Regions from separate parts of the Mus musculus genome. Here region 2 is linked to region 1. A link is a loop called in an ENCODE intact Hi-C map of the cell type or tissue named here. Cell type or tissue: left cerebral cortex. All regions are shown on one strand. Each heading gives the region's core, and the rest is flanking DNA. Links, peaks and the distances in the headings are about the cores only. Region 1 holds the start of Nudt16 (nudix (nucleoside diphosphate linked moiety X)-type motif 16). Region 2 overlaps Nek11 (NIMA (never in mitosis gene a)-related expressed kinase 11).

Region 1 (12,613 bases), core at 1,416-9,415:
TAACCTCTATTAACTCAGGGAACTTTGCCCAAGTACACTGATTGGTCTTATTAAGAAAGCCAACTAATACTGTAAAATTTGTTTCTCAACAAGGTTAATGGGAAGTCCACCTGCCCATTGGAATATGGTTCTAGGCTGGAGGTTGTTAATCCAAAATGGATGAAAATAAGACCACTACCACAATTTTTGAGCCAAGATTGAAGCAAGCTTTATTAAATATTGGCCAGAGCCAAGGATACTGTCTTGATAAAAGGGCTAGAAATTCTTCACCCAGGATTCCCAGAGTATGGCACCAAATTATAGGTAAAACCCACAAAGTATATACTTCCTGCCTTTGTTCAATCAGGGACAAGCATACATCCTGACTTACTTCCTGCCTATGTGTGATCAAGCACACATCCTGTGCAGTTGGAGCAACCAAGCTTGTTTACAAAAGCAAAAATGGCCCCCAGCATTCCAGGAAGTTATCTGTCCTTGGGCAAGTGGGGCTTATATGTTAGAGGCAATTTTGTTTTATAGATCTCCTAAGCACAGCAGTTTAAACTTAAAACATCACTTCAGCCATCACAGAGGCCCATGAGACGAGGCAGAGTACCCCCCCACACACACAAATATCATCTCAACTGTTGTAAAAAAAACAAAAAAACAAAAACAAAAACAAAACCCTCCCGCTTCCTCTCAGCACTCCAGTTCCTTCTGGGTACTCACCTGCAGCTTTCTTTTTTCAACAGTGTATTTCAATAATCTCTCACTTTGTCTGTGGGTGTTTTGGTGAATTCTCTTACCACCCATGTCCCCAGCTTACCATGTGCTGTTCCTCACAGTAGTAGTCATGACTCCCCCTTTTTTTTTTTTTACTTTATTTAGTTTTGAACTCAAACGTGCCCAAGTTCCGTGGCTTTATTAAATCCCAAAGCTCAGGGCTAGAAATTCTTCACAACACACCAAAGTACAGCACTGGAGACTTCCCATTCTCCAGAATGAGGAAAATAATTTTCACTTGTTCAGTTGTTGAGGCGGGGTTGGGAGTGGTTAACTACATCTCATCCTGAAGGGCCTCCTGCTAGGACCCCATGTCCCCAGTGGGCAAAGGGACTTCTTGTTGGGTAACAAATTTTGTATTAGATTTTTTTTTCTTGAGCCCAGTCATTGGAGGAAGGTTCCTTGCACTGTTAGTGGTTAGTCCTCAGAGATCTGTGTGAGGCTTCATGGGTCCTTGAGGGTAAGGTTCCAATTGACAGCAGCTCAGTTGTTAACATTGAAAATGTTGGTTTTGGCATTTTGTCTGCATAAGTGAGGATTGGATGCATCACACACACACACACACACACACACACACACACACACACACACACACACACACACACACACACACACACACTCATATATATATGAGCCATAAAGAGACCCAGGACCTGGAATGTGTTCTCAGAACGTCCAACAGCAGGGCTACCAGGGAACAGCTGGAAAGGTAAACTAGACCTGAAACTCCTGGCAGGAGAGTCTGAGGATGAGTTAATATCTTAATTTAGTACGGTATAGTTCTTAAAATAATGAGCCAGTTTTAAGGCGTTAATATTAACCAACGCTTTATTCAGATTCTCTTGGCTGTTACCTAATATCCTCATCTTTCTCAGATTTCAGGTGAGGCACATCTTTTGAGGTTCTCCTTTATTCCATAGGTACCTGTGGAAATTTTCATTTTTATTTTGATTGCCATAGATTGAATATTTATGTCCTCCGCACCAGTCCTTCAGTCCATATGCTGACATCCTAACCCCACATTGATATTTGGGGATAGGGGCCTTTGGGAGGGGACTATACTGAAATAACGCAGCCTTCATGAAAAGCATTAGTGACCTTGCAGGGGATCTGGAGAGCTCTCCAGAACCTTCTGAGATTTCAGCTACCAGGTGGCCTATGCATCAAGAACTGGGACCTCAGCAGACACCAAGTATGTCAGCCCCTTCGTCTTAGACTTCCAAGTCCCCAGAACTGTGTGAAATAAACTTTAGTTTGTAAGTCTTCCAGTCTGAGGAATTTTGTTCCAGTAACTCCAAGGAACTAAGACAATGCCTTGACAGTTTCAAGGATTACCTGTCAAATGGCGGAGGCTGGCTTGTTGCTTTCCTCAAAGTTTAGACCAGAGTTCTCTCCTTTGGGGGAGGGGAGACCTCAGGCAAAAGAGACATTATCATCACAACATATCTAGTCCCCTCTGTCAGTGTGACACAACAATGCTGGATGCTTACCTTGACACCATATGTAGCCCCCTCTGTCGATGTGACACACCTATGCCGGTTGCTGATCTTGATTGTCCCGCTAAGGTAGTGCTGGTTGATTTCACCCCCAAGCTACAAAGTTGCACTGTGGTTTTCTTCTTTTTGTACTGTTTACTCTTCGGAAGGAAGTTACTATGGAGCTCTGCTCTGCTGGAGGACAAAATAGCTGCTGAAATGATCTCTAAGTCTTCCAAGTGGAGGACCCTTTGCCGACCCTCAGCAGCTCATTCTGCATGTATCTGCATTCTAATATCAGGACAGGTATTTATTTTCTACTTTACATCATAAATAAATGAATAAACCAAAAGTAAAACCACGTTTGTTCTTCTGTTCCTCAAACTGGTTTTTGTTTTGAAAACTCAGCAGTGGCCTGTGGCTTTCTGTCTCAGAACAGTGCAGGGGTTCTCTTTTATTTGGGGGATTCTTTTTTTTTTTCTCTTTGAGGGAGGGCGTAAGGGTGGGATTGAGTTTCTTTCCTGACATCATAAGATGGTTGATGTTCACTGTATTTCACTGGGGATCTTTCTGGCTCTTCAGTGGAAGTTTTCTAAGGAGCATTGGTTTCTTTTGTTGGGCTATGATGTTATAAGCAAGTCCTGGACCCTAACTGAGTTGTTATCATCAGGCATCATGGGCTCTGTGGGCCTCTCAACTGACAGAGCAACGACAACAAGAACAAAAAAGTAAGGGGTTTATTAATCCTTGATGTAGGCATTCCCAATGCTGCTTTATGTAGATGCCTGTAGGGTTATATAGGCCAACTCAAACTCATATTAAGCTCATCCTGTTACTACAGAAAGTATAATAATTCTCTTCATTTGGAGGTGGCCCTTTTTAGTTATTATAGATTGGACCAAGATTTACAGTTTGTTTTATAAGAGTGGTAGTAATCATAGGTCTGATGTATACAATCCTGAACACCATATTTCTTATCACTCTGTTTGCATGAGGCTCTGTGTTAACTCTGTACAATACTGTAGCCCCGAGATAAGTCTGGTTTCTTTATAAATAAGGGGGGGGGCGCATGTAATTTGTTCGGGCTCCCTCACATCGGTCATGGTGGCTTTTCAAATGGTGTGTCTTTAAAAGCCAGGTTGGGAAGATGTCCTAGTCTATACATTCTCTGCCTTACAAGCATGAAGGTCTGAGTCTGGATCCTTAGCACCCCCACAAAAGCCAAGCATAGTGGGCGTGCCTGTAACTCTAGCACTGGGAGAAGGGGAGACGGGGGATCCCCAGAGTTTACTGACCAGATATTGTAGACCGTTAGTGAGCTCAGTGCATTAGTCACTTTCAAAAAATAAGGGGGGCTGGCAGTAGAGAGAGACACCCAGAGACACTCAGAATTGACCTCTGGCCTCCACACACATGTGAACATGAGCCTACGTGTCTTTTGAACACACATACATTTGTACATGCACATACACTGCACACATCCAGAAAACAAAACAAAAGAACCACCGTGTCCTCTTACTACCACCAGGAATTTTTTCTTGAAATTGGCCTGGGGTGGGGCTCTGGAATTGGAAGATATGAAGGGTTTTATAAGCTTCTTTCTTCTTCTTCTTCTTCTTCTTCTTCTTCTTCTTCTTCTTCTTCTTCTTCTTCTTCTTCTTCTCTTCTTCCTCTTCCTCCTCCTCCTCCTCCTCCTTCTCCTTCTTGTTGCCAGGTGATAATGTTTGACCAGGATGATTTGCCTGTCCCTTGGATGTTATCTGAGTAATGGCATCTGTATCGCACCTAACTCACCATGATGTGACTGCCTCAGTCAATGGCATCTCTGCCCTGCGACTCAGGGGACTGAGGCAAGATGTCCACAGGCTTTTCCTGATGGTGCCCTTATTCTTAGGATGCTGGCCTCAATCTTTGACATAAGACACAGCATCGAACCTCCACCCTCGAATCCAAGAATGGCTGCATTTACCATATGTCTGGCTCTGAGGAGAATTTTACTCCCATACTACGCTGGTTCCACCTCCACTAACAGGTCCTTAACTGGGAACCTGAGAGGGTTGAGTGGCTTCTACTAAAGTCACAAGCCTGTATCTGGGTGAGTTCTGAGCTCTACAACAAACTTTCAAGTCCAGGCTGTGACCTGAAGTCAGATCTTCTTTGAGTGTCACCTCTTCCCTTCCTTAAATACATACAGGTTCTTGATATATGGACTCAACTTCAGGTGGGGCAGCCTAGCTGAGGTGAAGGATCCTGAATGCCAGGATCTCAGCATTAGGCATTGAGTGTCCCCCATCTCTTTCCTATTTTTCTTCACAATTTAAAGTTCTGAGGGTATTTTAATTTACTCCTAGTGTGGTGGTGGTGGGGTGTCCTGTCTGACTCCTCCCCACTCTTTTCTGTGCTTTATTTCCTCAGCCAGCCACCCCTCCCCAATCTTACTGTGTGACCTGTGACATTTCCATGTCATTTTCCATGTACCAGGCGCCACATCACTACCCAGAGCCCACAGCCAATGCAGTTGGTTGTTGTAACCACATCCATTGGCCACTCCCCTTCCCCAAATGTGTTAGCTCTGTCCCTGTGCCCTCTTATAATCAGTCAATCCCCACATTTCCACCACTCAAGACTTGTTACACCCACCTCTCCTTTCCCCCATCACGCTAGGCTAGGAATAAGTTCTGAAGCCAGACTACCTTCCTCCCATCCCTAGACTCTTTGTTATGAACGGACCAACCCAGAACCGTTTTCTAAAAAATACGTTGTCCTTTGCACTGGCAGAACTCCTGCGTAAATTCTAACTCAGGTTCCAAAACACCTCCGGCCTGAGCCTGACCTTACCAAGCCTTCAGCCCCACCCTAGCCTAAGGGCCAATCCAGGGTGTCTTCGGAGCTCCTGAGAGACCCATCCTGATTGGCTGATGCGGAGTCTCGCAAAGCTCCGCCCCGAGGCGCTGGCCTCTGCAAGAACCCGGAAGTGCGAGCCTCGAGATGGAGGGGCATCGGAAAGTGGAGCTCAGCGAGGCCCTGGCGCTCGGGCCGGACTGGCGCCACGCCTGCCATGCGCTGCTCTACGCGCCCGACCCCCGCAAGCTGTTCGGCCGCATCCCGATGCGCTTCGCCGTGCTGGTGAGGACGCGTCATGCACGGCCGCTCCCCCGCCCCAGGGCTCGCGAGCCCGGGCCAACCATCATACCCTCCTCCCCCAGATGCAGATGCGCTTTGACGGGCGCCTGGGCTTCCCTGGCGGCTTCGTGGACGCGCAGGACAGCTGCCTGGAGGACGGGCTGAACCGGGAACTGCGCGAGGAGCTGGGCGAAGCGATGTCTGCCTTCCGCGTTGAACGCTCTGACTACCGCAGCTCACACATCGCGGCCAGACCGCGCGTGGTGGCCCACTTCTATGCCAAGCGCCTGACTCTGGAACAGCTGCAGGCTGTGGAAGCCAGGGCACCTCAAGCCAAGGACCATGGGCTGGAGGTGGGACCAGCCTGGGATCCACTCCAGCTCCAGTCTGTCCTCCCCCAATCCCCTTACCGAGAAAAGCCACTGGGTGGAGGAGATTTTGACCCTCCGACTTTGAATTCTTTCAAGTGGCATGAACTAGTTGGGATCTTGGTCATCTCCAGGCTAGATAATACCACCTACTCGGCCACCTTTAGCGGCCCCTGCAGAGAGCTTTTTAGAACACACATCCAAAGGTCTCTCCAGCTCTATGCTAGTGCACATGATACCCTAAGCTCTTGACTTTGGGTTCATATTTCCCTTAAGCAGACAGTGAGTCTAATGCTAGGGACGCCTGTGTGTAGAGGTGACCCTGAACCTGGGAGTGAGAGCGCTATTAAAACTGATTAGTGCGCACACTTTGACAGTGTTTAGACTGAACAGTCCATTGGAATCACTTGAGTTGGGTAAGGATGTCAGAGGAATACTTGGGTATTTGCATTTTTCTTGAGCACCCAAGTGCTACCTATACAGTGGTGTGAGTTCTGAGTTTTGAAATACTGCTACAGCCAGGCATGCCTCCTGGAGGCCGTCGCCAGTAAGGGTGAGGAAAAGGATGGAGAAGGATTGGCACGGATGGAGCTTGGAACCCAGCGTGGCTCACTTGTCCACAGAGTTTGGCTCTCTAAGCTCTCCTGAGGTGTGATTATTAGGCCCGGTTCTGCTTGGCTCTTCTCTGGAGAGTTCTGTTCCAAGGTAGATAAGGTAATGTGTTGAGGTTCTTGAGGTCCCACTTGTCCGATGTCTCCTTTTCATAGGTGCTGGGCCTGGTGCGGGTACCCCTGTACGTCCTCCGTGATGGTGAGGGAGGCCTGCCTGCCTTTCTGGAGAATTCCTTCATTGGAGCTGCCCGAGAGCAGCTACTAGAAGCCCTTCAGGACTTGAAACTTCTGGATCCTGGCATTATTGCAAAACTAAAGATCCCAGATTCTAAGTAGAATCGGACCAGCATGGACCCCTGGAACCCAGAGGGCCTTGGTATGAGGGAGGGAAGGACAAGTGGTCTCTCTTTGGGGTATAAAGGATTGTAGGTGGTGCCAGATTAGCAACAGGGAAGGATATGCACTGTTTTCAACGGAACACCTTGTCTGGTGGCATTAGGGATAAAAGGCCTTTGTAGTATCCCAGAGTCCTGCCTTATACATGGACAAACAGCCTGGAAGCTCCAGGTATGTATATGTGTAGTTCGTGGTCACACACAGCCTGACACACTGTCATCTGCCCAGTTTAACCATGATGTGGCATTTGGCACATCCCACTCCTTCCGGGTAAATGGGAGGGTTTCTTCCCCATCCGCTGTAAGGCTGCTGTCCTGTGTCCAGCCCAACCCATGCCTGTTAGGGAAGCAAAGGAGATGGCTTCTTTCTGAGAATTGTCCTGTGTTACCTGGGGCTTGAGCAGAGCAGTGGGTTTCAGAAAGTGACGTAAGGGCCTACCCAGCCCTGCGCTCTAACTGAGAGTTGGAATTGTCAAGGGCTTCTTAGGAGGCCTGAGACCTCAGTCCTGATACCTGTCTTCCTGCGTGTTCATCTTTGAGCTCCCATTGTCTCTGTCTAGCCTGCCCTGCTTAAAAAAAAACAACCAAACAAACAAACCAAAAAAAAACAAAAACAAAAACAAAAAAAAACCTAGAGGCATCTGGAAGAGTAGGCTGATATCTGGGCCTCCAAGTTCCAGAGCTTTTTCAAAAGGTACAGGTTAATACTTGCTCAGTGCTAGGTATGGTGACAGAAATAGAGACCCACTGCTCTTGTCTTTAAGACTTCACAGTGAGGAGTGAGCACACAGCATCATAAAGAGCACTACACAGTAAGAAGTAGAAGCCCCTTCAGTCACATGGTGTCCGTGGGAACCCTTTACTCTGCCACGTCAAACTTATCTGCATGATGTATAAATTTGTGGTTGTTGTGTCCCAGTAAAACACCAATTAAAAAAAAGCAGCTGTCTGGCTTCAATGACTTCAGCTGGGAAAGATAGGCTAAGGTTTGCGATGCCTGAGTTTGTAAGCATTCTGTTGACATTCTTTCACTTGGGTTCATCTGAAAAGGCCCTAGTAAAAATGGAAGAAGGGAAAGGAAGGGAGAAATCACATAGGGATTTGGAAAGAAGTTCCTGTTAGTCTATGCCTTTTTATTGGAGAAATTAGTCCATTGATAGTAAGAGATATTAAGGAAAAGTAATTGTAGCTTCCTGTTATTTTTGTTGTTCTGTTCATGTGGCTATCTTCTTTTAGGTTTGTTGAAAGATTACTTTCTTGCTTTTTTTAGGGCATAGTTTCCCTCCTTGTGTTGGAGTTTTCCCTTTATTATCCTTTGAAGGGCTGGATTCGTGGAAAGATATTGTATGAATTTGGTTTTGTCATGGAATACTGTGGTTTCTCCATCTGTGGTAATTGAGAGTTTTGCTGGGTATTGGAAAGAAGTTTCTTTTTTTTAAAATATTTTTTATTATTATGTATTTTCCTCAATTACATTTAGAATGCTATCCCAAAAGTCCCCCATACCCTCCACCCCCCCACTTCCCTACCCACCCATTCCCATTTTTTGGCCCTGGCATTCCCCTGTACTGGGGCATATAAAGTTTGCCTGTCCAATGGGCCTCTCTTTCCAGTGATGGCCAACTAGGCCATCTTTTGATACATATGCAGCTAGAGTCAAGAGCTCCGGGGTACTGGTTAGTTCATATTGTTGTTCCACCTATAGGGTTGCAGATCCCTTTAGCTCCTTGGTTACTTTCTCTAGCTCCTCCATTGGGGGCCCTGTGCTCCATCTAATAGCTGACTGTGAGCATCTACTTATGTGTTTGCTAGGCCCGGCCTAGTCTCACAAGAGACAGCTATATCAGGGTCCTTTCAGCAAAATCTTGCTAGTGTATGCAATGGTGTCAGCGTTTGGAAGCTGATTGTGGGATGGATCTCTGGATATGGCAGTCTCTAGATGGTCCATCCTTTTGTCTTAGCACCAAACTTTGTCTCTGTAACTCCTTCCATGGGTGATTGTTTCTAACGAGGCATGTGTGAAGGCCCTGAGGGGGGCAGAATCTTATCAGAACATCCCAGGACCCACTTCTTAATCAGGATCTTGGGATGTTCTTCATAGTCCAGGGACTGTTTTTTTATTTTTATTTTATTTTATTTTATTTTATTTTATTTTATTTTATTTTATTTTATTTTATTTTATTTCAAGACTGCTCCTGTGACTGATGTGGATCTTTTGAAAAGTCTCAAATTTCAAAATTCTCAAATCCCAGGGATGTAGCTCCTGTAGCTTTGCCTAGCATTCATGGGAGCCTGAGACCAGCCCCTGGCACTGCATAAATGGCATGGTGGCAAACACCTGTCACCCCAGTGCTCAGAGAGGAGGACCAGAAGTTTAAGATCCTCCTTGGCTACATAGTTGAAGGCCAGCCTGGGATTCATGAGAGCCACTCCAGAACCCCCTCATCTCCACCTTTTAAACAACTTAAGTCTCCATCGAATTGAGCTGGTAGATAGGGCCTGTCAGGAGAATTCAAGGAGGCTTTATTACCTTAGCAGAGAGGGTTAAAAGGTAGGCTCAGGAGGGAACAAAGCCCCTGTGTCTAGGGATCCAGTTGGATGAGATTCCTTCATGACTCAGTACCAAAAGATCAGGGTAGAAGCTACAAGATGACAGATCCAGGCCCTGAAAATATGCAATGTAACTTCCATACCTCCATTAGCCAGCCAAGACATTTAACACTGTATTCAGTGGGTGGGATTAGACTCCATTTCTTGCTAGTGGTATAATGGGAGAGGTAATAAAGGACTCGCCACCAACATTGACAAGAGCCTTTCATAGAGCAGAGTAAGGCCAATACAATTAGACATCAATAGGCAATGGGAAGCTGTGCTGGAGAAGTGGCAGCTCTTTTGGCACAAGATCTTTACAGGCCATGGGGATGGCCCAGTGCATATTTCAGGCAAGTCACTTCTGGTGTGCACCAGAAAGCAGAAGGATGCGGAGGAACCTGCCACAATAGTTTCTGTGGGAGAGGGTGGTGACCCAGAAAAGGGTTGGGTAGTGAAGGTGACTAGAGACAGACATGGGGGAGGGGTCATGGTGATCTGACAGCCTGGTTGGTGGAGAAGTCAAGGGGGACTTTAATTTGAACTACAAGGTGTTTGTGTTGTGGATGAAGACAAAACTCAATGGATAAGGTAACAAGATTTGAAGACACTGTAAGTTAATACAGTAGACAGCACGAAAGTTCTCTTTTTAGATTCTCCATAGAGAGAAGAGATGATCGGATCAAAGCTCCAAGACTTGGGAAGATGTGTAGAACATGGTTAAACAGATCAGGAATCCAGGAAAAAGCTACTTTAACAAATCAAACAGTCCTACACACTTCTAAGAGTTTTGGTGAGTCAGGTCAGAAAAGTCCCATTGGATCAAACATCGGCCATTTTGTTGGCTTTGTTGGGAGCAGTGTCAGGAGTATGAGGGTGGAGGACAAACAGACTGGTGGACAGCAGACTGCCAAGGCAGGGTTGATCCATTTAAAGGAGAAGCCAAAGACTCAGTTCAGAATTCGTTCCCATGGTTGGTTGCTGGGCATTCTATGGTGGGAACAGGAGCTGTGCCTGCTTCTCTTCCTCTTACCTGTGATGAAGAGTCTCTGGTCGCCTCTTTGTTTGAGTGTTACATGCCTAGAGCATTAGTAAAGTCTGCCTAGGTGTACATAGGAGAGAAAAGACTGACGACAGAGAGATTCCATCTATCCAGCTATGGGGAGGCAATTGCTTGTACCAGCTAGAATATCTTTAAAAATTATTATCAGTGTAGCTATTTGGGAGGGTCATATACTTGTCTCATCGTTTGATCAAATACCACAACAAAAGAAATTTAAGGAAGGAGCATTTATTTTGGCTCACAGTTTGAGAGTGCAGTTCCGTATGTCATGTAAACCACACGGCCACATTGAATTCATAATGCGGGACAAAGAGAGATGAACACTGATACCCTACTCTCTTTATTCAGCCCAGGATCCAGCCCACTGGATGATGGCAGAACCATATACAGTTACTACATGGGGTACACGGGAGGGAGCAAGTAGGTGGAATCTCAAGTGAGCACATAATGACTCCCTCCTTCTCTAAGGGAGAATCAGTCAGCAAGCTAGGACCTGTTGAGGGTCTCCTGTCAGTTATTGCAATTATTATTAAAATAGTGATCCCTGCACCATGCAACATGACAGTCCATGGCAAGGATTTCATCCCCCTGCCTTTTCTACTGACCTGACCCTCATCTTTGCATCTCTAGTTTCTGTTCGATAGTTGGATTGAACTGTCAACTGGACACAATCCAGAGTCCCCTGGGAGGAGGGCTTCTGAACATGTCTGTGAGGGATTATCTCAATCACGTTAACTGATGATGGAAGATCTTTGTCCCCCACATGTGGGTGGTGCCAGTTCTGGCTTGGGGTCTGGGACTGAATAACAGAGAACTCTAGCATGTATTCATTTCTCTCTTCTGGCTGCAGATACAGTGTGGCGAGCTGTTTCAATGTCCTCATGCTTTGACTTCTACAGCTTGATGAACTGTAGCCTAAAACTATAAGCCAAAATAAACTGTGCCCTCCTTAAGTTGCTGTTACTGGGGACACTAAGACAATTCCCTGCCTTATCTAAGAAACATCCCTCGGAAGCAGTGTGCTCCTTCACCATCAGCCATCACGCACCGGTGGGTGTTCTGGGTTAGTTCCCTGGCCTGGTCCTGATGCTGCCTCCCTCGCAGGAGGGAGAGAAGCAGGCTAGACTATGCACTTCTCTTCTCACCCACTCCCATCCTGCTGGGGAATGGGCAGCTGGGATGACAACCACACAGGGCTCCCTGTGTCCCTATAAGCACAGTGCTCTGGGGAGGGAAGAAGGTGGAAGCTCATCTGACCTCCAGCCCAGCTCCCAGCAGCCAGGACTTCCAGCTGAGCACTGAGTTCCTTATCTCAAGCTTGGGGTTGTGATTCCTGGGGAGAGGGTTAATGGAGGGAGCACTTGGCATTAACTTTGAGCAGGTCAGCATGCACTGTGTCAGCACAGGCTGCTGCTGCTCCTTCCTGGGGAGGTCAGGGGAGCCACACATCACCCCCTTCCTGACACACACACACACACACACACACACACACACACACACACACACACACACACACACACACACACACACACACACTGATGCCTCTCTTGGCAGAATCAGCAAGAAGTTTCCACTTCTCACTCAACCTTACACTTTCCCTCTTCACAGACTTCACTCTCAGACTTCATTCTCTCCTGAGCCCAAGTCCTTGTCGGTTGCCAGGTTTGAGGCAAAGCTGCTGTTTCCTGGCAGGACCATGTTGGGAAGGAGGAATGTCTCCTACCAGTGAGGCTCTGAGGGAGGTGAAGTGAAATAGACATGGCTAGTGGGAAGAGGAATTTATCAAACCGAAAATATTCTGCACCCCAGCACACACAAACTAGAAGATAGAAAAGGGGAGAGATGGATAAGAACATTTCACCTGTGATTAGAATGTGTAGGCGACATTAGAGTTGTCATGCACATTTGGTGTCATGTAGAAGACACTTCAGAGGAAGCAAAACAAGAAGCCCTCACCCCTTTAGACTTCATCTCCCCAAAGGAGAAAGCATGTGGCCTTTCTTGCAGTCGCTCTGGATTCCATCATCCCAGCTAAGTATGGCAATCCCTCTGGTCTAGTAGCCACTCTGGCAAAACCCGCCAGGGTCAGAGGTGAAACCATGCACAGGCTCTACCCACATCCTTGCTGTCATGCTAACAATGACAAGAGTGAACGACCACAGGAAAGAACATGGAAGACACAAGGGGCCTCCTCACCAATCTCTGGAGGGAACTGCATTCTTGATCC
Region 2 (12,613 bases), core at 2,403-10,402, 120 kb before region 1:
GCTTTCCTGTTGTTTGTTGCATACAGTTTGTTGCACAAGCACTCCAAGGGGGTGTGGACTAGAATACTAGTGGGGAGGGCTCAGAGTCTAGGATGTCAACATATTTTCTTTTCAGTTGTGGGCGTTCATTGCTTGGGGGAGATTCATAAGCTAAGAATGATCTAAGATTCATGGCTGAGCAAATAGTGTCAATATGTAAAAAAAAAAAAATCAAAAACAAAACAAAAAAAACCAAACCAAAACAAAACAAAAAACAAAATCAGGAAAAGAGGGAAAGCCAGGAGGAGGGGTGGTGGACATACAATGTGCCAAAATCACAGAGGCTCTGGGGGTGGGGGGTGGGCTTGGTGGAAGTGATCCAAGCCCACTTGAGCTTGGAACTCGGCCCGGGTTAAAAGCCACGGGCAGATTAGTATGTAAATGAGAAGCAAAGGAGAGAGCTGGTCCGAGAGTCAAGAGCAAGAAGCAGATGGAGATGTGGTTCTGGGACAGAAGCGGAGGCACATTTAGAGTGGAGGAAAAGCTACCTGCGATGGACGAGGCACAAGATGCATTGTACCCTGCCCAGTGCTCAGGGAAGGTGCGTAGCAACAGTGGCAGGGCCGAAGAAGTCGGATGGATGGGAACAACCCAACAAAGATGAATGGGAGTCAAATATATGCAGGGAAACTTTCCCCTGGCACGGCAGCCCGACCAGTAGTCCCTATTGGATCCTGACCATTTCCTTATCCTCAGCCTCCTAGCATTGGCTCTGTGGTAGGAGAACATTCTTGGGCCACCAGAGCCGCTTTGCCAGTGCTCTAGGAGAGAGGCAAATGCCTGTAAAAAAAAAAAAAAAAAAAAAAAGGAAAAGCAAAACCCAACAAAAGTCATTCCCTTGTCCCTAGCCCACAGAGGCTCTCTGTGAACACCTCCTCTGTTCCCCCCGCTATTGCCTTTAGAGATCCATGAGCGTAGGTTTGTGGGACTGCAGTGGGACTTTCAGATAAGGAACCCTCCTAAAAATCACCTCACAGACATTGTCTCGAGAGCCTCACCCAGGGCAGGTAGCTTTTCCAAAACTGGAAGTAGTTTCCAGCTATTGTAAGAGGTCTGCCGGAGGGAAGCTCGTAGAGATTCTTGTTTTTTCTTTATTGGTTTTACTGGTGTGCTGTTTGCCCTGGGATACCTATTGTTGCCTCAGTCACCAGTAAAAAAGTAATTTTTAAAGTTAATTTTAAGTTTTATCTTTATGGATATGGAGGTTTTTCCTGCATGTATGTCCGTGTGTCATCTGTGGGCCTGGAGCCCACAGATACCAGAAGAGGGCATCTGACTCCTTGCAACGGAAGTAACAGATGTTTGTGGCTACCATGGGGGGTGCTGAAGACTGAATCCAGGGCCTCCTTAACCACTGAGCCATCTCTCCAGCCCCTCCAAAGAGTGATTTTGGTTACCAAGCTTTTGTGCCAATACCTTCTGCACAGTATGACATAAGACATACTGCTGCCAAAAATGGGGCTCCGGCCACCTGTAGGGCAGCCTGTTTACCTTGTCCTTCCCGTGGTAGACATTGAATCTCGACCTGAACGTGCTTCCCAGTGAGGCTTGAAAACTCCAGGCTGGGTGAAGGTGACAAGAATTTCCTACAAACAGATGCAGTCGAGAAATCTGCCTGAGGGTTGTAGGCAGGACACCACCACCACGTCCAGAAAAAGCCTTTTGAGGCAGGAGACTGGTTCTGACATTAGTTAGAGGCTTGCTAAGAATGGAATAAACACCCTTACCTCCATGTGATCAGTAAGTTCCAAGGCGCTCAGAAAGTAACCTAACATCTGTATCCTGAGAGGATGGCCTGAGTTCTCTGACAACCCCATTCTCTAGGTCAGAAAGCAAGCTGAGGAGAACTCTCCAGTAGATCCTCGGATGGTTTGTTACAGGTTCAGCTGGCAAGGCTAGTAGTAGCCAGGTTTCCTTGAACCCTGGTCTATATGTTGCTATTAATGTGTTTATTCGATGATTTTTTAAATGAGTAGATTTGAGTAAAGCACTATGTGACTTAGTCCTACCCAGTCAGAGAGAGATTTCAGGCCCAGGCTTCCAGTGCACTTAACTAACCCTTCCCAGAGTCTCCAGCCAGCTGCTTGCTGCCTGCCCTATGGTCTATTCTGTGGATTTTGGAAGTTGTCAGCTGCCATAATTGTGACAATATGAGGCAATCCTGAAACTCTTATCTTAACTCACACACCCCGAGTCTGTCTTCTCCCTCGCTCCTCCTCTCCTATAATTGATTTATAAAATGTGTAATTTAAATGTATTCCTAATTATTCTCTGAGAATATGAGAAGGCAACTGTTTCCAGATTTCATAGCCATGAAAGATTTTCTCTCTCTTGGTCCCTATGAACCCATCAACATTTCACCAAGCTATGCAGAGGCAAACGCCAGATTTATGACAGGAAGTTCTGAGCTCAATCAGAAATGTGTGCCTTAACTGATGTGCGTGATGAGAACCTTCCGGAGCACCCTGCCCACACACACTGGGCAGCAGGGTCCCCGTGTATTCCATTGTGATCCCTGCTCATCGTGTGTGCTGAGAGTTCATATGGGTGAATGGAGAATGTCCTACGCCAGCAAGCCTCATCTGGTAGCTTCTTTCTGCCTCCAACTGCTGAGTTAGCAGAGGAGCTGCCAGTGGGAGACAAGTTTTCCAGGAAACGGGATGGAGTTTCATCAAAGGAGGCTCTATCTATGTCAGTCAGCAAGTTGCCAAACACACTTCATGTATATGAAAGATGCTGTTAGTGAAAGAAGCTCTTATTTCATCCATCGTGAAATGAGAGGGGGAAGCAGACACCTTATTCTGTAGCAATGCAGAGTATTAGACTTCGTGCAAGTGTTAGATATAGCACTATTTCTAGACAAATATTCATTGGCCAAGAGTAGAAAGTCATGTTTTATTTTGTTCACTACCAACAATGTGGTTGTTTGGGTCAGCAACAGCTCTGTCACCCCAGACATGTTAAAGATGCATGAATCCAAATGTTGCCAACGGTCTCAGGGGACATTTGCATACCGTGCAAATGAGATGCATACTTTCATAGTTTCCATTCTCCAGTACGACTTTTGGAGATGGATAAGGCATGAGACTAGCCCTCATGATAATATTAGCACCTTTGTAGACAAAGACTCAAAATCGCCCGCCTTCTGTTTCTTGGCTCCCGGTCATATGAGAAGATAAGAGGAGAAGGCCGTCTACAAATAACAAGAACCCTTACCAGAGAGCAGTCTGCCAGCACCTTAATCTTAGACTCCCTAGGCTTCGGAACTGTGACAATTAGTCCTGTATTTAAGCCACATACTCTACAGTTCTGCTATAAAAGCCCAGAGTGACTGCAACGTCCATCCTCCCATTCCTCCAGCCATGAGTCATTGCTCCCAAAAGCACAGGAGAGCCTTTGATCAGCTCCTCCACACTCTGGGTGTTAGACTTCTGAGCCCCATGCTATAGATGAGATATCTAAGGCCTGGGGAACTTAACCCAGTTGCTTAAAGTCCACAAAGTAGAGTGTCACGTGTCAGCAAGTGCCATATAGCCATTGGGCCAACTCTCAGGGCCACTGAGCAATCTCCTATATCGCCCCTCAGAGAGTGGATATCCCATCTCTTGTTCCTTTCTCTGAGTCTGGTGGAGAAAAGACAAATTTTGCCCAGTTGTTTTGGTTTTTGCTCTGCAAAGAAAAAAGAAAAAAAATGTTCAGAGAAATGTTCTAGTTTTGCCTAAGGGAGAATCAGTTTGACACATAAGATAAAAATCACAGACTCTAGAGCTTAAGGGAGACCTATTTCCTCTCTTCTCCCCACTTTCCCTCTCTTCCTCCCTCCCCTCCCTCCTCCCTCCCTTTCCTCTTCCTGGATCTTCCTGTGTATAGGGGGAATGGAGGGCCCTTAGGGATCTCAATCAAATATAGAGATGTCCCTTTGGATAAAATGGTAGAACCTGATGTCCTATATGTATATAAAAGGTACTGTACTATACTTAATTTAGCCCTCCATACTGAAAGGGTCATGAATATGCATTCTGGCTAAGAAAATCTCTTCTTTTCACAGTCTCATGTGTGATGCTGTAGGCTAAGCTAATCAGCGCAGTTAATTTTAGCCCTAGTTTAGAGGGTTTATTTTAGAAAAGGTCAGGGTGCTCACCTATAGCTCATTATAGCACCCAGAGAGGAAAGAATGGAAGAGAGATAAAACCAAGCAGCTGTTAGCAGCTCCCACCCCCAACACTGGAAATGCATCGTCTCTATTTGATGTTTAGTTCAGTGTGCAGTTGCTGATAGTTTGACAAGACACACACGATCATTGTTACGCCATGTGGCAGGTGGCTTCCAGTGGGACTTGGGTGGCCCATGGGGCACTTTTCCCTGAGGTGGAGGGTGGGACTGAACCCAAAGATCTCCATGTACGTACTCTGCAAAGGGAAGCCATCTCATAGGCATGTGGGTTCCATGAGGAAAGTTCTTCAGTGTGGCTCTGGTCCAGGGCTGCCATGGGATGGAGTCACATTTCCCTCCCTCTAAGTCTCATGTGGGGCCTGGGGTTTTCTATTCTTCTGCAGGGGTGGGAACTGGTGATGAAGGGGGATGCTGTGCTGGCTGGGTAGGAGCAGAGGGTGAGAGAGGTAAAGCAAACACATCCCAGGGATGAAACTGTGGGCCGTAGACCAGCAGGGCGAGCGGGAGAGAACAGACATTCTATAGCATGGCACTCGTGGAAAGAGCCTCAAACCCTGTCATGTGACCACTGAGCTCATGGAATGTAGCTGATGTGACTGAATTTGTCGTTTAATTTTAATAATTGTAATTTAAGTAGCCGCATTGGCTGGTGGCTACAATTCTGATAGAAAAATTCTAGAAGGAGTAGCACACTAAAGAAATGAATTTGGAACACAGGAGACAAGGGCAGAGAAAAACACAGAATTCAGGTTACAAAGTCAAGTTGTCTGCCAGGAACTAGAAAAATAAACCAGGACTAGGGATGAAGCTCAATGGTAGAGCATACCCCCTCCAGCATACATACACATGCACACTCATACGCACACGCTTGCGCACGCATACACACACACACACTCACACAAACACACACACACACACATACACCTGTCTCTGCCTGGACCAGGGGTCATCCAAACAAAGGCCCTTTTAACTGTGTCTGTAAAGGAAAGCTATCAAATTCTTTATTAGGGGGCCAGCCCCGGAAAGCAGACAGAAAGCCATACTGAGATTCCTGTGCTGAGTTCTGTTGGCAGTGAGGGCTCACTGAAGGAGTTGGTGTTTCAGCAAGATTTGCAGTCCACTGTGGAAGACCATGGAGGTGTGAGACAGGAGCTCTGCAGAGCTGGCTGTTAAAAACTATATGGACTGTGCATTTGTCCCTCAGCCTATGAGTGTGCTCATGTCACTGGAGGCCTCCACATCCTCCACTGGACTGTACATCAGTCTAAATTGTCCCTTAGCAAATGTGCAGCTGCAAGCACCAGCCCCACTAAATGTTACAGTGATTGAAAATTGCAATCCCTTCCCACGGGCCCAGAAAAGGGCTCTTTGTAATGAAATACAGAGGCAGCAGCCATTTGTTGTGTGGAATAACTGCCTCTCTGGGACTTCCACAATGGACCCACAGTGTCAGTAAAAGGCAGGTTCACCAAGAGAAGAAATGACAGCTGCCTTTATTGCAGGGGACCCTTTATTCTCCACGGCTTCTGAACTTGGTGAGTAATTCTAATGGCCGCCTTCAGGAACTGGGACACCCTGAGAATAGTCTCAGGCCCGGCTGGTGATTCACCAAACAGCCCAGATGAACCATCTCCTGGTTCACAGCAGGGGACAGATGGCTTACAAAAACTGAAAACAAACAATAAACCAACACTAGCTTGAAGTTTAGAAATTGATAAAATACCCTTTCTCAGTCAGCAAAGTTTTGGAGCCTTTTTCTTCAGGTTGTGTGGGCGAAGTTGTGTGCTATCCACGGGTGGGACGTCGAGTGCCCCATTGGCTATGGAGAGAATGAAGGATGAGGGTTTAGGAAACATATTAACTATGATGGAGTCTATCAGACAGGCTATCTCTCTCTCTGGGGAGTGTTTGTCTCTAGCTGTTCTGTCTATCAGTGCCTTTATGTACTGATAATGATTCAGCCCACATGTCAGCTAGATAACTGCCCCCGGCAGCCAGCAGAAGCACCTAGAAAATCCAAGTCTGCTAAGGAGTTGCACCACACTCTAGGGTAACTTTGGCTGAGGCCTTGAACTTGATGGGTCTGCAGGATGGGGCTATAAGGTTTAGTATGAAAATGTGCTCCCTGGCTCTCTGTCTGTCTCAGTGTTCTGTTGCTGTGAAGAGACACCATGACCGTGGCAACTCTCATAAAGGACAATATTGAACTGGGGCTGGTTCACAGTTCCAGAATTTGAGTCCATTAGTCATGGCAGAAAGCACAGAATAACGCAGGCAGGAACGGTGCTGGGGATGGAGCTGAGTCCTGCGTCCAGATCATCAGGCAGCAGGAGGAACAAGACTCTGGGCCTGGCTTGAGCATTTCAAACCTCAGCACTCCCTCTAGCAAGGCCACACCCACCCCAACAAAGCCAAGCCTCCCAATCTTTGTCAAGTAGCATCTCTCCCTTATAACCACACATTTAAGTATTTGAGCCTGTGTTGGCCATTACTATTCAAACTGCCATACTGTTGTCATCAGCACTTGGAATGGTCAACTCACAAGGACTTTTCTTTTTACTTTGTCTCACAATTTGGGAAAGTTCAGCCTGTGGCCAGTTGTTTCCGTTGTGGTTTGGGATCCACGGTGAGTCAGCACATCATATTGGGGACACTCGACAGGGCTATTTACCCTACGGTAAGAACTTGGAAGAGAAAGGAAGAGACCATGGAACCACTGTGTCCTTGGGGGAACAAGCCTTCAGTGACCTGAGATCTGTCAACAGAATCTGTAGACTAAAAATTCCTTTCTATTAAGTTATGGGTTGGGACCAAGCCTCCAACACATAGACCTCTGAGGGACATTTAATATCCAAACTACAACATCTGACAGGTAAACTTAGAGCATGCAAGAGAAAAGATAGAGTGGGGTGGGGCTCCAAAAGCACCTTCCTCCTCCCTCACCCTCCAGCGAAGCTTCTGAGAGCCTTTGAATGGGATGCTACGATGGAGTTCATAAGCCCATATCTTTTAGAGATCTTAGGATTCTTTTATTCCAAAAATTGTGAGTCTCTTCGTTGAGCTAACATGGAGGTGCTATCGTGATCAAGATGAGCATGTATTCTGCCCCCCTGGGCTCATAGGTTAGGAGGGAAATTATTTTAACTTGAACAGACATTAAGTGACAGTTTTGTACTGAATTAGTAGTGTGCATCAGATGACTCACCTGGAGGGGTTGTTGAAACACATTATGTTTTATGGTATTGAACCAAGAGCCCTGCACGAGGTAGGTAAGTATTATAGCATTGAGCCCCATCCTCAGAACACATTGAACTAATTAAATAGGTCGGGGCTGGCGATGGGCTTAGAACTTGTATTTCTGTTGAGATCCAAGTGCTGCTATTCTTTGCACAGGGCATACCAGGGGTCGGAATCACTTGGGATGATGATAGATGGACAGGTGGAGATTACCCTTCTGAGTCTCTGTGCTTGGGCTAATGAGATGGTTCAGAGGGCCGAGTGTTTGCTTTGCAGTGTGAGGATTGGAGTTGGGATCTTCAGCACCCACATAAAAGCCAAGCAGGCACAATGTCTGCCTGTAATCTCAGAGTCCCCAAAGTGGAAACAGACAGATCCTCAAGACAAGCTAGCTAGAGCTAGACCAGCTAAATCAGTCAACTCCAGGTTCAGGAAAAGATTCCATCTCAGAAAGGAAGCAGGGAGCAATTGGGAAAGACAACGGAGCCCAACACACACACACACACACACACACACACACACACACACACACACACACACAAGACAGAAGACTATTCCCTGATTTAGTCTGAAACAACATACAGGAAAACTAGCTCTTTAAGAAAAGTTCTATACTGTATATCTGATTACTAATCTGAAGCACAGAGAGCTGATCTAACAATACTTGAAACAACGGAGGCTTTTATCTAACATATCACCACTATGTCAGTTTCTCCTCCAGTGCCCAGTGTGATAGTCTTATATCTCTGTGTTGGCAGCATCATTACAAATGCAGAAGTTCGTACCTTACCCAGGTCCACTGAATTGGAAGTGCTGGAGGGAGGGCTGTTGTAACTGGACGACTAGCTGGCTCTCATGCACCTGCAAATATGACCCGCCTGGGATCGAGGAGTGAGAGCTGGCTCGAGTCCGGGTGAGGCTCTGGCATTCACTGTTCTCAGCTCCTGTGAGACAACCTCCTGGCATAATGAAGAGTCAGGTTTTCTTTCAAGCTGGAACCCCACACTTTATTGTCCAGTGTCTTTCAGAGCCTCTGGGGGCGGGCAGTTAGGAGATTTTAGCAGCAAAGATAAATGTTCCTTATTCACTGTAAAGTGGCACTAACCCAGAAGCTAGGGTTCATGTTGTTTACTTTCTAGCTTCATGGTCATGGTGCATGTGTCTCTGTGACCTTTTTCTGGTTTTAGCTTTCACTTTCCTTATCTGAGCAATGGTCATCCAGATCTAACTTGAAGACTTGATATAACCATAAATGGAATAATAGTTGTGAAAACGTACCTTTAAAATCACACAATGCTGTGCATCACGGAGGCTGCTCACCATTCACTTCCATATTCCTGTTCATGAAGTAGACACCGTCTCATTGTTTATAACGCCATAGAGAGCAGAAGCAATTGAGGCACAGCTCTAGCTCCTCTAAAGTAGGTGGTCTCTCCTAATAGTTTGCTTTAGCATATGAAGAGTGGAAGATGCAGGGCTAGGAGAGGATCACATGTCCCTTATTAACGTGATTCTGGATGTCCTAAGACACTTTTACTTGAGTAGTTGTTAACAGGTATGGCTCCTGGACCAGCAGCATCCATAGCAGCTTGGAACTTTATAGAAATGAAAATTGTGGGGCTGGAGGAATGGGACAGTGTGATGGTTTGTATATCCTTGGACCAGGGAGTGGCACCATCTGAAGGTGTGGCCTTGTTGGAATAGGTGTGTCCTGGTTGGAATGGGTGTGTCACGGTGGGTGTGGGTATACGATCCTCACCCTAGTTGCCTGGAAGTCAGTCTTCCACTAGCAGCCCTTGGATTAAGACATAGAACTCTCAGCTCCTGCGCCATGCCTACCTGGATACTGCCCTGCTCTCACCTTGATGATAATGGACTGAACCTCTGAACCTGTAAGACTTGCTTCGGTCATGGTGTCTGTTCACAGCAGCAAAACCCTAACTAAGACAGACAGTGATTAAGAGTACTTGTTGATCTTGCAGAGTACCCAAGTTCAGTTCCTAGAACCCAAGTTGTATGGTTCAAAACCAAGCATAACTCCAGCTCCAGCTCCAAGGTATCCAACGCCTTGGAAGTTACTCTCTCTCTCTCTCTCTCTCTCTCTCTCTCTCTCTCTCTCTCTCTCTCTCTCTCTCTCTCATGTGCTACCCAGAAGTACAAAATCAGCATTTTGGGGGGTTGGAACCTAGCACTATGTACCAATTAACAAGTCCTATAGGTGACCCTAGTGCTCTGTCATCTTAGAAGGGATTTGTTTGGGTCTTGACTGAAGTATCTGACAAAGGCCACCCTTTCTGTGGCTTAGAAAATAACTTCTCTTCCCCTCAAGTATGGATTTGCAACACTGGTGTCCAAGCTCGGACAGCCATTATTGCATTCCTTCATAAGTATGCCCTGTCACTGCCCACCCAGCACAGGAGAAATCTGGAATGTGTCTGTTATGAGGCTGACTTCAGGGTGTGAGGAAATTAAAGCTATTTATCACAGTCTGGTTTTCCCTCAATGTCAGGAGAAATGAGCCTTAGCCGAACAAGGCTTCAAATTGGGCTCACTACAGAAAAACATGCAGCTTGACAAACACACTTGAAGCAGGCTTACATTTGTTCTGATTTTCCTGTTTGAAAACAATTCCCCTTCTCAGCAGCACCAAAGTAGGGCAGTGTGCTCAAGAGACACTGCAGATGGAGCCATTCCAGTCTGTCTCATGAGTCAGGTACGGGTAGCACAAATCCTGACCCTTGATCACTCTTTCCTTCTTTAGAAGATCATAGGTTCAAGAGGATAAGATACTAAGGCTCTTTGTGCACAGTGGACCCTGTTATGGGAGGAAGGAGATGGCATCATTTGCAAGAGAAAAAATGTCTGAGTTGTACAGGCATTACCTGGCCAGCTACACAGAAACACACACTCTTCATTGAGTATTCTTTACCTTCAAAGCAGTCAATAACCACAATAAAGACCTTATAACCTATGAAGCCTACAGTGTTACTAGCAAGCCTTTCACTCCCATGTCCTCCTGAGCTGTTTGAAGAGAACTTAGAGGCCCTTGTGGACCAGAATAATGATGGGAGAGAATAAAGTGCCCACGTGTCCCTGCGGAGGCCAGCACAAAGGAAACCAATGGGACATCATTCCGCAGTGTGCCTTTGAGTCAGTTCTGAAAACCTATGGAGACTGATTATATTTAAAATAAAGAACATTTCACATTTGGTATGTAACTATGAATGTCTGCTATATTCCTTCCTGATGTTGGGTATTATAGCAGCTGATGTTCATTGAGTAAAATACCATAACATGATTCATACTACCTTGTTTCTCTTATCCCATTGACTGCTCATAGTCACCCCAGAGGCAGATAATCATCTGTAGCTTATAGATGAGAAAACCAGCATGCACAAAGTTGAATTGGTACCCAATGTTGCAGAGCCACTGTTAGTCTTGATGGACATGCGGATCTTGTGGATGCAGAAGCCAGCATTCTAAGCCATTGTGTTTCAAGCCGCAGATTGAAAAGTCACTTTTTGTGAGTTGCGAACATCACTTTGAAACATTGACTAGAATGGTAAATACTGAAGTGCCTCTTGTAGTTTAAGTGGATAAGTCTTTACTCCTGAAAACTTTGTTTTATTCCTAAAAATTTGAAGTGTGTACACAAATCTAAACACACTCCTGCAAACTAGGCAATGATGTAAATCTGCCATACTGTGTCACACTCAAGTCTGAAAGTAAACAAGGGGAAGGGGAGATGAAAAGGAGGTGAGCAGAAGGGAGAAGAAATGAGAAAGTGAGTGAGTGAATGGCTGTAAAAAGAGGCAGAGAGACAGCAGAAGACAGCAGGAGGGGAAGTAGAGGAGCCAGTGAGGGAACAGACAATTCTGAGAGAGAGGGGGGGGAGAGGGGGAGAGAAGGAGAGAGGAGGAGAGAGAGGGGAGAGAGAGGGGGGAGAGAGGGGGAGGAGAGAGAGGGGAGAGAGGGAGAGGGAGAGAGGAGATAGAGGGAGAGGGAGGGGAGAGAAAGAGAGGGGGGAGAGAGGGGGAGAGAGGGTGAGGAGAGAGAAGGGGGGAGAGAGGAGAGAGAGGAGAGAGAGGAAAGAGGAGAGGAGAAGGGAGGGGAGGGGAAGGGAGAGAGAGAGAGAGAGAGAGAGAGAGAGAGAGAGAGAGAGAGAGAGAGAGAGAGAGAGAGAGAGGAGAGGTTCCAGGTTATGTGAGAGGCATGTGGGTCTGTGCACAAGTAACTTATTCATCAGATGTAATGGTCATCTCAGAGACCTACTGCTAAATAGGCTTACACTTTCTAGCTCCTTCTGGACTCTGGCTGGCTGGTCAGCTCTGCTGTTCTGGCCCAAACTCCTTTCCAAGCTGACTAGTTCAAAGCAACGTCTCTTGACCTCTGACTGAATTGCTCTGCTTGACCTCAGACTAACTCTGGAGATCTGTTCTAATCTTCTGGTTCCTTCTCATTCTCTGGCTTGTTCTGTCTTCACATGCAACTGTCACCTGTCTCTGTAAAACTGCCTCAGTAAAACTGTCTTCTCTCTTTCTCGCTCTCTTTCCCCTTCCTTCCCTCCCTCCCTCCCTCCCTCCCTCCCTCCCTCCCCTATTTCTCTGCAGTGCTCGTTTAAGAAGCCTCTCTTTTCTGAGAGTTGGGTATATCCTATCTGGGTATAGGATATACCTATCTGTTACATCTTTCTCTGATTCATCACTTTGTCTGCTCAATCAGATGTCACTTTCAAACACAAATAGATAGATAGATAGATAGATAGATAGATAGATAGATAGATAGATAGATAGATAGATAGATAGATAGATAGGATAGAGAATAGAGATCTACAGATATGTATGTAGGGAAGAAACCAGGCTGGGATTAAATGACAGAGGATGTGAATCCAACCCTAAGAACTGTCAACAGCTGTTAAGAATATGTGTAATTTTTGTCACGGAACTAATTTTGATCCACTGTATAACCTCTTGTGTTCTGTAACAAAAGCATAGATAGCAAGAATATTGTAACGTTTTCCTTCTGGAAGCTGACATAATGGCTCAGTGGGTGAGCCTGATGAACTGACTTTGATCCCCAGGCCCTACATGGTGGAAGGAGAGAGCTGACTCCCACAAGATGTCCCATCACTTCACATGGACACAGCTGTGTGCCTTAAAACTTT

What was found. Hi-C counts contacts between places; a loop is a spot of excess contacts. Peaks named below come from ENCODE experiments on the same cell type or tissue, not always from the same donor. Only the 100,000 strongest peaks of a DNase experiment are listed, where the experiment ranks them.
Region 2: it touches region 1 in a loop (6-fold over the local background); 2 of 42 quality-filtered maps call a loop at or near these places.

Annotation. Positions count from the first base shown.
Region 1 is chr9:105,124,393-105,137,005 of GRCm38, reverse strand. It overlaps Nudt16 (nudix (nucleoside diphosphate linked moiety X)-type motif 16), which reads left to right and starts at 5,201. Exons shown (of 3, transcript NM_029385.2): 1 at 5,201-5,363; 2 at 5,444-5,713; 3 at 6,496-7,668. The coding sequence starts at 5,226. The coding sequence ends at 6,675. In left cerebral cortex, for the core only: no CTCF peak of the experiment used is centred there; a DNase peak (open chromatin) is centred at 5,186; H3K4me3 peaks cover 1,524 bases; H3K27ac peaks cover 1,334 bases.
Region 2 is chr9:105,245,683-105,258,295 of GRCm38, reverse strand. The region is part of intron 12 of Nek11 (NIMA (never in mitosis gene a)-related expressed kinase 11); the gene reads left to right. Among named protein-coding and RNA genes, the nearest start is that of Nudt16l2, 110 kb to the right of the region's middle. In left cerebral cortex, for the core only: no CTCF peak of the experiment used is centred there; DNase peaks (open chromatin) are centred at 4,050, 4,804, 5,335, 5,687 and 2 more places; H3K27ac peaks cover 3,275 bases.